Linked DNA regions of Homo sapiens: region 2 is linked to region 1. The links are chromatin loops, found by intact Hi-C in ENCODE. Cell type or tissue: GM12878. All regions are shown on one strand. Links, peaks and the distances in the headings refer to the core of each region. The heading gives the core; the rest is flanking DNA.

What was found. Peaks named below come from ENCODE experiments on the same cell type or tissue, not always from the same donor. Only the 100,000 strongest peaks of a DNase experiment are listed, where the experiment ranks them.
Region 2: a loop joins it to region 1, with 4 times the contacts of the local background. A loop is called at or near these places in 3 of 110 quality-filtered maps.

The regions. Positions count from the first base shown.
Region 1 is chr4:75,034,066-75,039,448 of GRCh38, forward strand. All of the region lies in intron 3 of PARM1 (prostate androgen-regulated mucin-like protein 1), which reads left to right. It overlaps LOC107986289 (a long non-coding RNA gene), which reads right to left. Exons shown (of 3, transcript XR_001741728.2): 3 at 2,990-3,734. Among named protein-coding and RNA genes, the nearest start is that of LINC02562, 48 kb to the right of the region's middle. In GM12878, for the core only: no CTCF peak of the experiment used is centred there; DNase peaks (open chromatin) are centred at 2,226 and 3,366.
Region 2 is chr4:74,966,663-74,972,045 of GRCh38, forward strand. All of the region lies in intron 1 of PARM1 (prostate androgen-regulated mucin-like protein 1), which reads left to right. PARM1-AS1 (PARM1 antisense RNA 1) reads right to left here and starts at 3,700. Exons shown (of 4, transcript NR_121617.1): 1 at 3,625-3,700; 2 at 2,829-2,979; 3 at 82-1,014. In GM12878, for the core only: no CTCF peak of the experiment used is centred there; a DNase peak (open chromatin) is centred at 2,326; H3K4me3 peaks cover 403 bases; H3K27ac peaks cover 643 bases.

The sequences.
Region 1 (5,383 bases), core at 179-5,178:
TAGAAATATTGGCAGAGAAGTGAAAAATGGCGGGTGTACTCCTACACCACACAACACAGGTATAGACGTACAGTATCTGAACCTTGGCAAAGTAGAAGAAGCAAGCTGAGATATACAGCATGATGATGCAATGGAACAAGAATTAACGTGGAGTCGGGAGACTGAAGCCTAGGCTCCCTGCCCCAAATGTACCTCATTACCCTGGGAAAGCCACATGCCTCCTAAAACTCACCTATTCTCATCTGTGAAAGGGGGTAGAAGGGTGGGATCGATGGTTCCTAAATTCTGATGTTCTGAATACTGAACTGTGGATTTGTACCCAATCTGTTAATGAGGTTTTCATTGATTCCAATGCAAAATGTAAAAAATATAAGGAAGGTGTGGCATTTCCTATAAAACCGTTTTTTCTCCTGAGATTATGTCTTTATATTTTTGGCTTTAAAATATCTTTTCTCCTATGAAATGAAGTGATAGTAGCTGAGATTTTACTTTCTTTAGCCTAATAGGAAGTTGCAATACTCTGTGAGTCCTCCATTTTTGTTTTCTATTGCTCCGTGAAATCAAGTCTCAACACCACATTACTCACAGTCTCTAAGTGTCCTTCCAGCTGTAAAATGCCAGATGGCAAGTGACAGTCTTATTTCCTAGTCTGTGCAGTGCCCATAACAAAGGACAGAAAGACACAAGCTGCATGGTGAGCACACTCACCCTTGACCTCCAATTCGTTCTCCTCCCAGGAGCCAGAACCATTTCTATGCAAGCTCCTCTGCCCTGTCATTCCCTTCCTGAAAAACCCCAGTGGCTCCCCTTGCACTGAGAATTAAATTGTAACTCCTCAGCGTGGCCCTCAGTCATCCTGGACCGTGCCTGCCTCCCCTTTTCCAATCATCACATCCCTCTCTCCCTCTGAAGTCCTGAACTTCAGAAACTCCAGCTCCCTCCAATTCTTAGGACACACCAGGTTCTCTGTCCTTCCTTCCCCAGACCCTGCAATCTTGCTACTTCCTCCATGAGATGCTTGTCTTCTAGCTCCTTCTCATGCTGTGTACATTGGCTTTCATCTCACTTCCTTTGAGAGATGTCCTTTCCAGTTTAGAGCCCCTGTTATTTACTCTCTTAGTGCCTTGTTAAGTCTATCCTGGATGTGACCACTGTCTATTATTTTATTTTATTGCTATCATTTTGTTTTTGTATATGTGTTGCTTGTTTATTGTCTCTTTTCCCCACAAAAAATGTAAGGTCCTTGAGGACCTGGATTTGTCTGTGAGGACACTGCTAGGGACCAAGACGGTGCTTGATACATTGAACAAATGAGCAGTGAACCATAAGGACACACAATCCCATGGGCACTGTGGCGCACACACACAGACACCCCTGACTTGTCCCCCAAGCAGCCATGTTTCTTCCTCAAGAGGCTGTGCCACCCTGTCCTTCCCTCCTGCTCTTGACCCCACGTGGAGCTCATGGATATGATTCCTCATCTCAGAGCACATATCCACTCTGCTGCTGCCTCCTCTCATCCCCACTCGCCACCCAGCCCCACCCAGTGCCCACTGGGAGCACTTCCCTCCTCCTTCCCTTTTATCTCCCTCCATCTTGTGTTCTAAATGTGCATCAAATCAATCTCGATAATGTCAAGTGTGAGAGTGCCTTGTAATATCACCTGCGTCTACGATACAAAGAACAGGAAAGCCAGGTTTTGAAGAGAAATTGGAATTAAAGGGCCCGCTTGACCTGTTTCTAATAAAACATTTTATAAAAGCATCCAGAAGTTTCCCCCAGATTTAAAAAAAATATTTCTCTTCATTAAGTCTGCATGTCCTTGAGCACTAAACTTAATTTTATAAATTATATCTTACTGAATGATACCTTTTTCCATCTGGTTTAATTATTAGTTTATTGCTGCAGATACACCGTATTTTAATTACGAGTTAAATTGGCTTTTATGAACTACTCTGGGAACCTCGTTTCCATTTTATAACAAAGTATCTGTTGAAAAACATGTTCTGCCCCTCCTTCCCAAAAAGGAACTTACACATAAATTTTAGAGTCATTTTAGAATCACCAATGATGAGTTCCTAAGAGGCTACATTATCAAAAATACGACCTTCACTGAAGTGTGGAGTGAAATAGAAACACTTCCTTCTTGCTACACACTTCCCCAAAATGGTGCTGAAATAACTGGAAGGACTCTTCCTCTTCACTTTGGCAAGAATTCAAGTTTACCACCTCTAAACCCACACTGGCTATAGGCAGGCAGTCTAAAATAGTGATTAACAATTCAGACTCCAGAAGCAGGGAGCCCTCAGTTCAAATCCTGGCTCTACTACTTCCAGCACTGTGACCTGGGCATGTCACAGAGCACCACTAACCCTCATTTCCCTCACCTGTAAAATAAGGGCAGTAGTTTCTACCTTGTAGTGTTGTTTGGAAGCAAGTATATAGCACTGCCAACATCATCATCATCATCAAAGTGGTAGACTGGAAGGAGCCCCAGGAAGACAGTCCTTGATAGATAGCTGTAGAGCGTCAGCCATGTGCCAGGCCACATTAGTGATGTGACACAGTTCTGCCATCACAGTACTTACCATGTTTGGAAAATTTTGTTAGCAGGCCATTACAATTTGCTCTGATGAGTGCTGATTAAAATTTTATTTTAAGCTATATTTTCCCCAGGCGTTCAGAGCACCAGATAAATTAAGTAAATGATTAAATTGAATAAATCATTATTCTTCTTCCCCATACAGCTTCTGTCTCCTAAATGTAGTAAGATATACAGTGGCATAAATATAAGGTTGCTATTTATCTATTATGCTACTTAAGTTTAAGCACTATAAACTTAAGAATGGATACAGTTATTAGACCCTTAAGGGGTTTCAGAAACCCCCTAAGGAAAGCCCCTTTCTGCTTCTCTATTAATTATTTTGGTAAAATGATAACATAAGGAGATTAATCGTTGTTATGAATCTTAAGGCTATGCTAAAACCCCTTCAGCTGTTATTTTGCCAGGTTGTCGGAAAGCCCCATTAATCGTTCATCAAAAATACTTTAATTGACGTGTGTGTGTGCATGTATGTTCCTAAGGATAGGCTTTGCTTTGGTTGGGAACTTACTCTTCTTTCTTCATCCCAGATTTCTAAAAACAATAACATAACAAAAGATCTGTTTTCTGTGGTCTTTTAGCTTGTTTGGCTGGAGCAGCGAGTGACTAAAATCACAACCCATAGGGAGCCATTAGCTTCTGACCTGCAACCATGGGATATGGCCCTGGCCCAGCCAAGTTCTCTGCAAATGCAAGGGGAGAATCTGCTTGAAAAGGCAGCCTCATGATCAGAAAAATAGAATGCTTGGCAAGCTCTGCTAACAATGGGTGGGGACTTTTCACCTTTCTTCCCAGATCCTCATTTCCTCTAAAGGCATTGTAAACTTAAGAGCCATCTGCTTTTCACACTCCCTTTCTCCAGGGACCCATTACCCCTAGTTTTGTCACAATGACCCCTGCCTGGAGAACCACATCTTTTTGTAACCTGAGCCACTTTTGGATGTGACTTATAAAATGAACTGCCCTGAACCCAGGGCCCTTCTTGGTTTATGATCCCACCTTTTAACCAGCAGCAGTGTGGTGTGGAGGGAAGAATGTGAGCTTTGCAGTCAAGTTTAATGCTGACTCTTCTACTTACTATTTAGGCGGCCTTGGGCAAATTATTAACTCCTTGATCCTCAATTTCTTCAATCTGCAAAAAATAGAGTTAATAATATGTATCTTTCAAGGTTGTTTTAAAGACGAAATGAAGTAATGAATGCAGAGTAACTGGAGAGACTAGCATGGTGACTAAGAACATGCACTCTGGGGCAAGTTTTCTTTTTTTGAGTCGAAGTCTCGCTCTGTCACCCAGGCTGGAGTGCAGTGGCGTGATCTCGGCTCACTGCAACCTCCACCTCCCGGGTTCAAGCAATTCTCCTGCCTCAGCCTCCTGAGTAGCTGGGACTACAGGCACACACCACCACACCTGGCTAATTTTTGTATTTTTAGTAGAGACGGGGTTTCACCATGTTGACCAGGGTGGTCTCGCTCTTCTGACCTGGTGATCCGCCCACCTTGGCCTTCCAAAGTGCTGGGATTACAGGCGTGGGCCACTGCGCCCAGCCTGGGGCAAGTTTCTTAATCACTTTGTGCTCAGTTTCTTCATGTAAAATGAGACTATAATAATAATAGTACCTAACTCAAGATTGTTACAAAGATTAAATTATGATACATATAAAGGTTCAGTGCCTGGTATGAGGTGAGGATGATGGAAGGTCAATTACTGTTACTGCTGTAGTTTTTAGAACAGTGCTTAGCAAATAGGGACTCAGTAAACTGGTAACCACCAACACATAGGCTGTGAGGTTGGGAGCACAGTCTCCATCCTACCATTTCCATTCAGTAGGCGTAGGGATTCAAAGGACAGGGGAGAGAAGGAGGGGGAAGATGGCACAGCAGCTCATTTCCTAATTGAATATTGATATGGCGGTCTTCCATGTTCCAGTTTGGCAGTTTCGTTAGTGCTATTCTGAAACGTCTGTGAAGTTGAATCCATGTTACACATTTATAAATGGAAACTATCTCTGAGCAGTCTTTATGCCAGGGCTTGTTTGCAACTTTAAAAGAAAGCAAAGGCCCTGTCTACCTTTTGCAGAACTATCTTTAATTAGTGATGATTGAAGAATGAGATAAGTCTGTTTTGATTTGTTTAAGTTGGCTCAAAACTGTTCAGCCAAGACATAATCTCCCTGCACAGGAGACCGTATCTGCTAAGACCAGTGATGTGGATGTTGCTGTAATTAGGTGTGCTGGTGACCCAGACAGACTACATGGGCTGTTTTCTTCACAAAAATAAATGCAGTCTTGATTTATAGACACAACAGGACCTGTCTTTTAAGACGTCTTGTTAGAAGTCACCTATTTTGCTTTATGTCTTCTAGTGATTGCAGGTTGTACAATTGGATTCCTTCTGGTTGTTAGAGTAGGCCCAGCCAGCCATAAAGGCCAAGATCTTCTAGAATTTGTTATACACAGTTGACTTTTTCAGGTCACCTTTTGGAGTTCTGTAGGTCTTGTTTACTCAATTTTCTCCCTCAGTGGTTCTTAAACTTTAATGTGCATAAGAATCAATGGAAGAGTTTATTAAAAACACAGTTTCCGGCCGGGTGTGGTGGCTCACGCCTGTAATCCCAGCAATTTGGGAGGCTGAGGCGGGCAGATCATGAGGTCAGGAGATCGAGGCCATCCTGGCTAACACAGTGAAACCCCATCTCTACTAAAAATACAAAAAAAAATTAGCTGGCCCTGGTGGCAGGCACCTATAGTCCCAGCTGCTCGGGAGGCTGAGGCAGGAGAATG
Region 2 (5,383 bases), core at 151-5,150, 67 kb before region 1:
AGGAGAGGGTCTTTGTCATTATCAGTCACACTGATACCATCTGGTTCGAATTTGAGTGGTGACTATACTACCCACATTCACCTCATAGCTTGACTTGCATCCAGATGATTTGGTTGTATTGTCTTGGCCTGGGAGCAGATTCCACTTAAGATTTCACATTCACCATCTAGAGTTTGGCCATTGGCATTACGGGTGTTGATGTTATTTGAGCCAATTTCCTCCCAAATTGATTGGTTTGTGGTCCTGGAGACAGTAAGCTTTTGGGATTTGGCATGTGATTTTACAGATGATTTGGTACCTGGAATCCACCAAGCCGTTCTTTCTCAGAGCCAAAGCCCTTGAAATATATTGACCTTTCCAGTCAAAAGATCCTTATCCAGGTGTAAGAACTGTAAAAACTTTACATGTAATGCAAACATGAATTCCATAGATCTGCCAATTTAGGTATAGAAGATAAACTACAGAAGGACTTTATTTTCCTCTGGGCCAGTCCAGCACATTAATTCACATTAACATATTCAGGTAAGGAAGGCTTTGAAAAAATTAATAAGCTCAGTCTCCACTTTGCGTTATTTATTCTTGGTGCAGAATGTACGGTTTTATTTGTTTGTTTGTTTATTTTGTCATTTGGGTAATTCCTGGAGCAGTATCTCTCCATGTAAAGTCAAGTGACAAAATGAGGGCAGCCAGGCAATTTCAAACAGAACCAGTTTTGTTTTTTTGGCCTGTATTCTGACCTAAAATAATCCACACAATAACCCCATTTCTTCACCTGACTTTGGCTCTGGAGACACCTTAGAGTTGTGTCTGCAGAGAGACAGATTGCGTCATGGAGAGCACCAAAGCAGAGGCCTTGCTGGGGTAAGGCCCTTGAAGGCTTATAGTGGCACATCGGCTGGGCTAGTGAAAACAAGTTCAAAGTTGGTTGGGCTTTTTTGTTTTGTTTTGTTTCAGTTCCAAAAAAAATTTTCATAGGCAAACGCATTCTGACTCTTCCAACTCCATAAATACATTCTGAAAAGACATGAAAGAAGGTCACAAAATCCAACCAAATACATGCCTACCTGTAAAGTCTTGTTCTGCTGTCATTTAACTTGTGGTTTTTCCTTGGGGAATCTTTTAATATAGGGAGAAAGTGAAACCATGGTTAAAATATTTGGCAAAATGTAACCATTATTAATAAGCAACACATAGACGGATTGTTAGCCAATACCTCAATGCTTTGAGGTTACTTAAGTATCCCACCAGCACAGTGGTAAAGTGGCAAACACAGAATTCTGTTGCCTTAGAAGAAGCTGACCAGAAAATATAAGTGTTTCATTATTTCTGAAGTGTTTGCAGGTTCCTCCCCTTTTCATTTTCCTTCTTGCAAAACTTTTTAATTCTAGCACCATCTCTTAGCCAGCTTTTAAAATAAAATTAATATATGTTTATGACTTCATTTCTTTTCAACAGTTTATGATATTTAAGGACAAGCCAACCACAGTTTATTTATAGAACTTGATCCTATTTCTGTTTCTTATTTTGTCTCCTGGAAAGCAGAGGAAAGAGCTCTAAATTTGTCAGAGAAATTAGACATTGAACTTTACTTTCCCCAACTTCTACAAATAAACTTGAGCATTTGTTTCAAGATAAGATTAAAAAATTATATCATTTGAAAATAAGATTACTAAAACATTAGGTCTAGATAATTAAATCTGTACAGGTCAGGAAATATAAAAGTTGATTATTCTGATTTTAAGCATTATTGTTTATAAGGATGCTGTAGTCTCTAATAAGACTTCAGCACTTCCTGAATTCTATACCATTTCAACTTCAAATGAGATTTAAAATTTTTACATGTCACACCCTGGTTATTTGTCAGTGTGCATGGAAGAAGAAAGAGGAAGGGAAAATAATTCTGGAACTTAATTAATTGTGAAACCAGCCTCAGCCCCTGGATGTGGTCTTGTTGACTGCAGAGATAAGGCAGTTTGGGGTCAGTTGTCTATTGTGCTTTCTTTTGCCAATGATCGTTCTATTCATTCACTCATTCATTGCATTTTTTATTCATTCATTCAGAACAAATGAAAGAACTTTTCCTTTTGGCCATTTACTTCTGTTCCCTTTTACTCAAAGGTAGCAAAATACATGATGAAACTTCCTTGAACAGAATTAAAACAAGCCTGAGTTTTGGAAGATGTCAAAATTAAATTCTAGAAATACAGGTAAATCTGTAGGATTTTTGGGTTCCAGTCATTCTGAGAATAGTGGTGATTTCCCATATTTAAGAAATGTTTTGAAAGACAGGCTTTGAAAGTAGGCTATGGGCTGGTTTGCCAGGGTGGTTTATGTTCAAAAATGGAAATAACCTTCTGACAGAGAACCAGAATGGACTAAATACAAGCACATGGTAAACCAAGTTTTGGCTGCTTCTCTCTCCTTGCAGGTGGATACTGTGAAGGTAGGTGATGGTGTGTATACAGGGCTTCTCCTGGCAATGAGGGAGAGGGTGCGGAAGGGCAGCCGACATCCCCTACTCTTTCTCACTTACAGAAGTACCCAGAGAGAGCCAAGCTCATGGGTCCCTTGTCGTTGTGTTGAGGGGGCGGCTGTCTAAGGCCCTTTTGTGGCTGTGTTAAGCAGTTTAAAGAGGGTTTGTAGGCACTTAGAGGGAAAGCATGAACCCAAATTTCTATTTTAACATGTAAGAAGGGACTTAAATGCCAGAAAATATAGTACAGCACTCAGAATGTTGTATCACCCAAGTTGCAGACAAGCAAATCTGAATGTAGTTACCACTCCATTGTATCCAGTGCTAGGACATGTGTCTTGCCTTCCAAACTCACCCAGTGGTCCTCTGTAGTCAGAGGAAGGCAGAGAGGGCACACAGCCTCACATTTCATGAGGAGAGCTAAAGGGCCCATCTTGCTGTGAAAACAGTCAGTGTTGCAAGAGGAATGATGCGTCTGGAGGCATAGCTCTGAGGCTGTCTCCTTTCTTCATCAGGCAGGGGAGGCAGAGAAAATAAAAGTTAAAAGACTGAGTAGTGTTGCAATGAAACTAAATACCTCGTGAGAAGGCAGGTGTCTTTGTTCCTCTCCCACCATGGACAGCTGGGCTGTTCCTTCTCTTCTGGGTGCTCTCAACACCTTACTATCAGCTATCACCCAGCAGATAAGAATAAAGTAGCCAAGGAGCAATAGGGGTTTTGTTTTTCACTGTTTTTGAGATTGTAGAAATTGATAGCGCACTGCACTCTCATCTTGAGATCTGTGGGCTGAGCTCCCAGGGTTCTTAACATGGGCCAAGTTAGTCTGGATGCAACCTTTTGTTATTGTCTAAGTCACTGGCAGATTTAAAAATCACAGCGGTTCACAGCCAGATGACCAGCCTAGGGATGAAGGCGGGGCAGGGGGCGGTCAGTATCTCCACTCACATGTCATCTAGTCACGATGCAGAGGTTGAAACACTGAGTTAAAGGAAGCTTATCTTCATATGAAGAATTAGAGGCCACACCTCCCTAAGCTAAATTTAGAAGTGTTAGTATGTGAACAGGAGGTATACAGTATCTCAGGTTTCCTGGGGCACCAGCCAGATAAGACATTCCAGATAATTCTCTTCCATGCCTAACTTGTACCTCACCAGTCAGGCCAGAGGAGGCACTGCAGAAGGAGCTGTCCTCTTGTGTGGCTCTGTCCTTCTTTTCAAGTTTGAGGGGGTTGTGGACCATGTGAGGCTGGACGGCTCACATGTCAGCCGCCAGGCTCTTAGTTACAGACATGGCAAACTTCCATCATTTAAGCAGTGGCACAGATGTTGTGGAGAAATCCCAGTGCTCTAGCTGTGTGGCAGAGGGAAGGGCCAGGTCTGTGAGAAAATAAAATTATTCTCAGCCTCTCTCCCATATTCCAGTAAGTCTAGATTGAGTAAAACATCTAATCTAACTGTGATAAATAGCTATTCAATTGCCTGGCACATGGATTGCCTGCTTTATAGATTTTACCGAGCATGTTTCAAATCCAGAGACCCTCTCTTACCCTGGTAAATGTCTACCCAGGCTGCTTCCAGCCTGCCTGCATGTGTTCAGGGCAGCAATTTAATTTTTATGTTATCATAAGCTAAACCTAATCAGGAGGCAAATGTTCTCTGACTAATTTAGCTCTGTTTTCCAGAGCAAGAGATAAATACCTTAGAGTGAGAGGCAATATAGAGTTGTGGGAGCCAGCACAAAGGAATCAGGGGCCTAGTATGAGTCCTGGCTCTGCTCCTTCTTCACTCAGTGACTTTGAGATAGTTTCCTCACTCCTGGATTTTAGGTTTCTCATTGGAAATGAAGCTGCATGAGCATAGTGGGGAACAACAGGAGACCTAAGGACTGAGAAGTGAGCATTTGGAGGCAAGTTGCTTACTATGTTTCATCAAGATACCCCTTCTAAGACACTGTATTAGTCTGTTCTCACAGGGCAAATAAAGACATATCCAAGACTGGGTATTTATAAAGAAAAAGAGGTTTAATGGACTCACAGTTCCACATGGCTAGGGAGGCCTCACAATCATGGCAGAAGGCGAAGGAGCAAAGGCATGTCCTACATGATGGTAAGCAAGAGAGTGTGTACAGGGGAGCTGCCCTTTATTAAACCATGAGATCTTGTGAGATTTATTCACTCTCATGAGAACAGCACGGGAAAAACCTGACCCTGTGATTCAATTACCTCTCACCTGGTCCCTCTCACGACACATGGGGATTATGGGAGTTATAATTCAAGATGAGTTTTGAGTGGGGATACAGCCAAATCATATCAGATTTTTTTTTAAGCTTTTGTTTTTGCTTTTACCACTTTAAAAATGAGATGTGTTTCACAATCAATGGCATATCCTATTTTATTAACAGCATTTTGTGTCACTCTTAAGACTACATAAAATAACAAGTGTCTGATAGTTGACACTTTTTAGATTTGATGAAATACAGTCATGTTTTTGTTTCTGAGCTGACTTTGTTTATCTGAAAATAAAGCATGAGGGTGAGGCAAGTCCTCAGATCTCCTTCCTCTCTGAGATTCTGAGTCTTGCTTTGCTGAATTGCACACTCCATCACCTACTTGCACTAGTGGGGTTAATGAGGAGCTGGCTTAACCTTTTAATACCTTACCTCTGATCCCAATCTTTTCCCAGCCTAGTCTAGACTCTTCTTTCTAGAAGAAAGTTTTCAAGGTTTCTGAGAAGTTCAAGGTATTGGGACACATTCTTCCTGCAGCACTGATTAGCTGGATGGTGTCTGCTCCTACCAAAACCAGAGGACATCTTTCACAGCCACAAGCATAATAATTTTCTGTGACACATATTTTATTATTCATATGTAGCTCCTTGAAGTTACTGGTAGTTAGGGTGTGGCTGTAAGTCT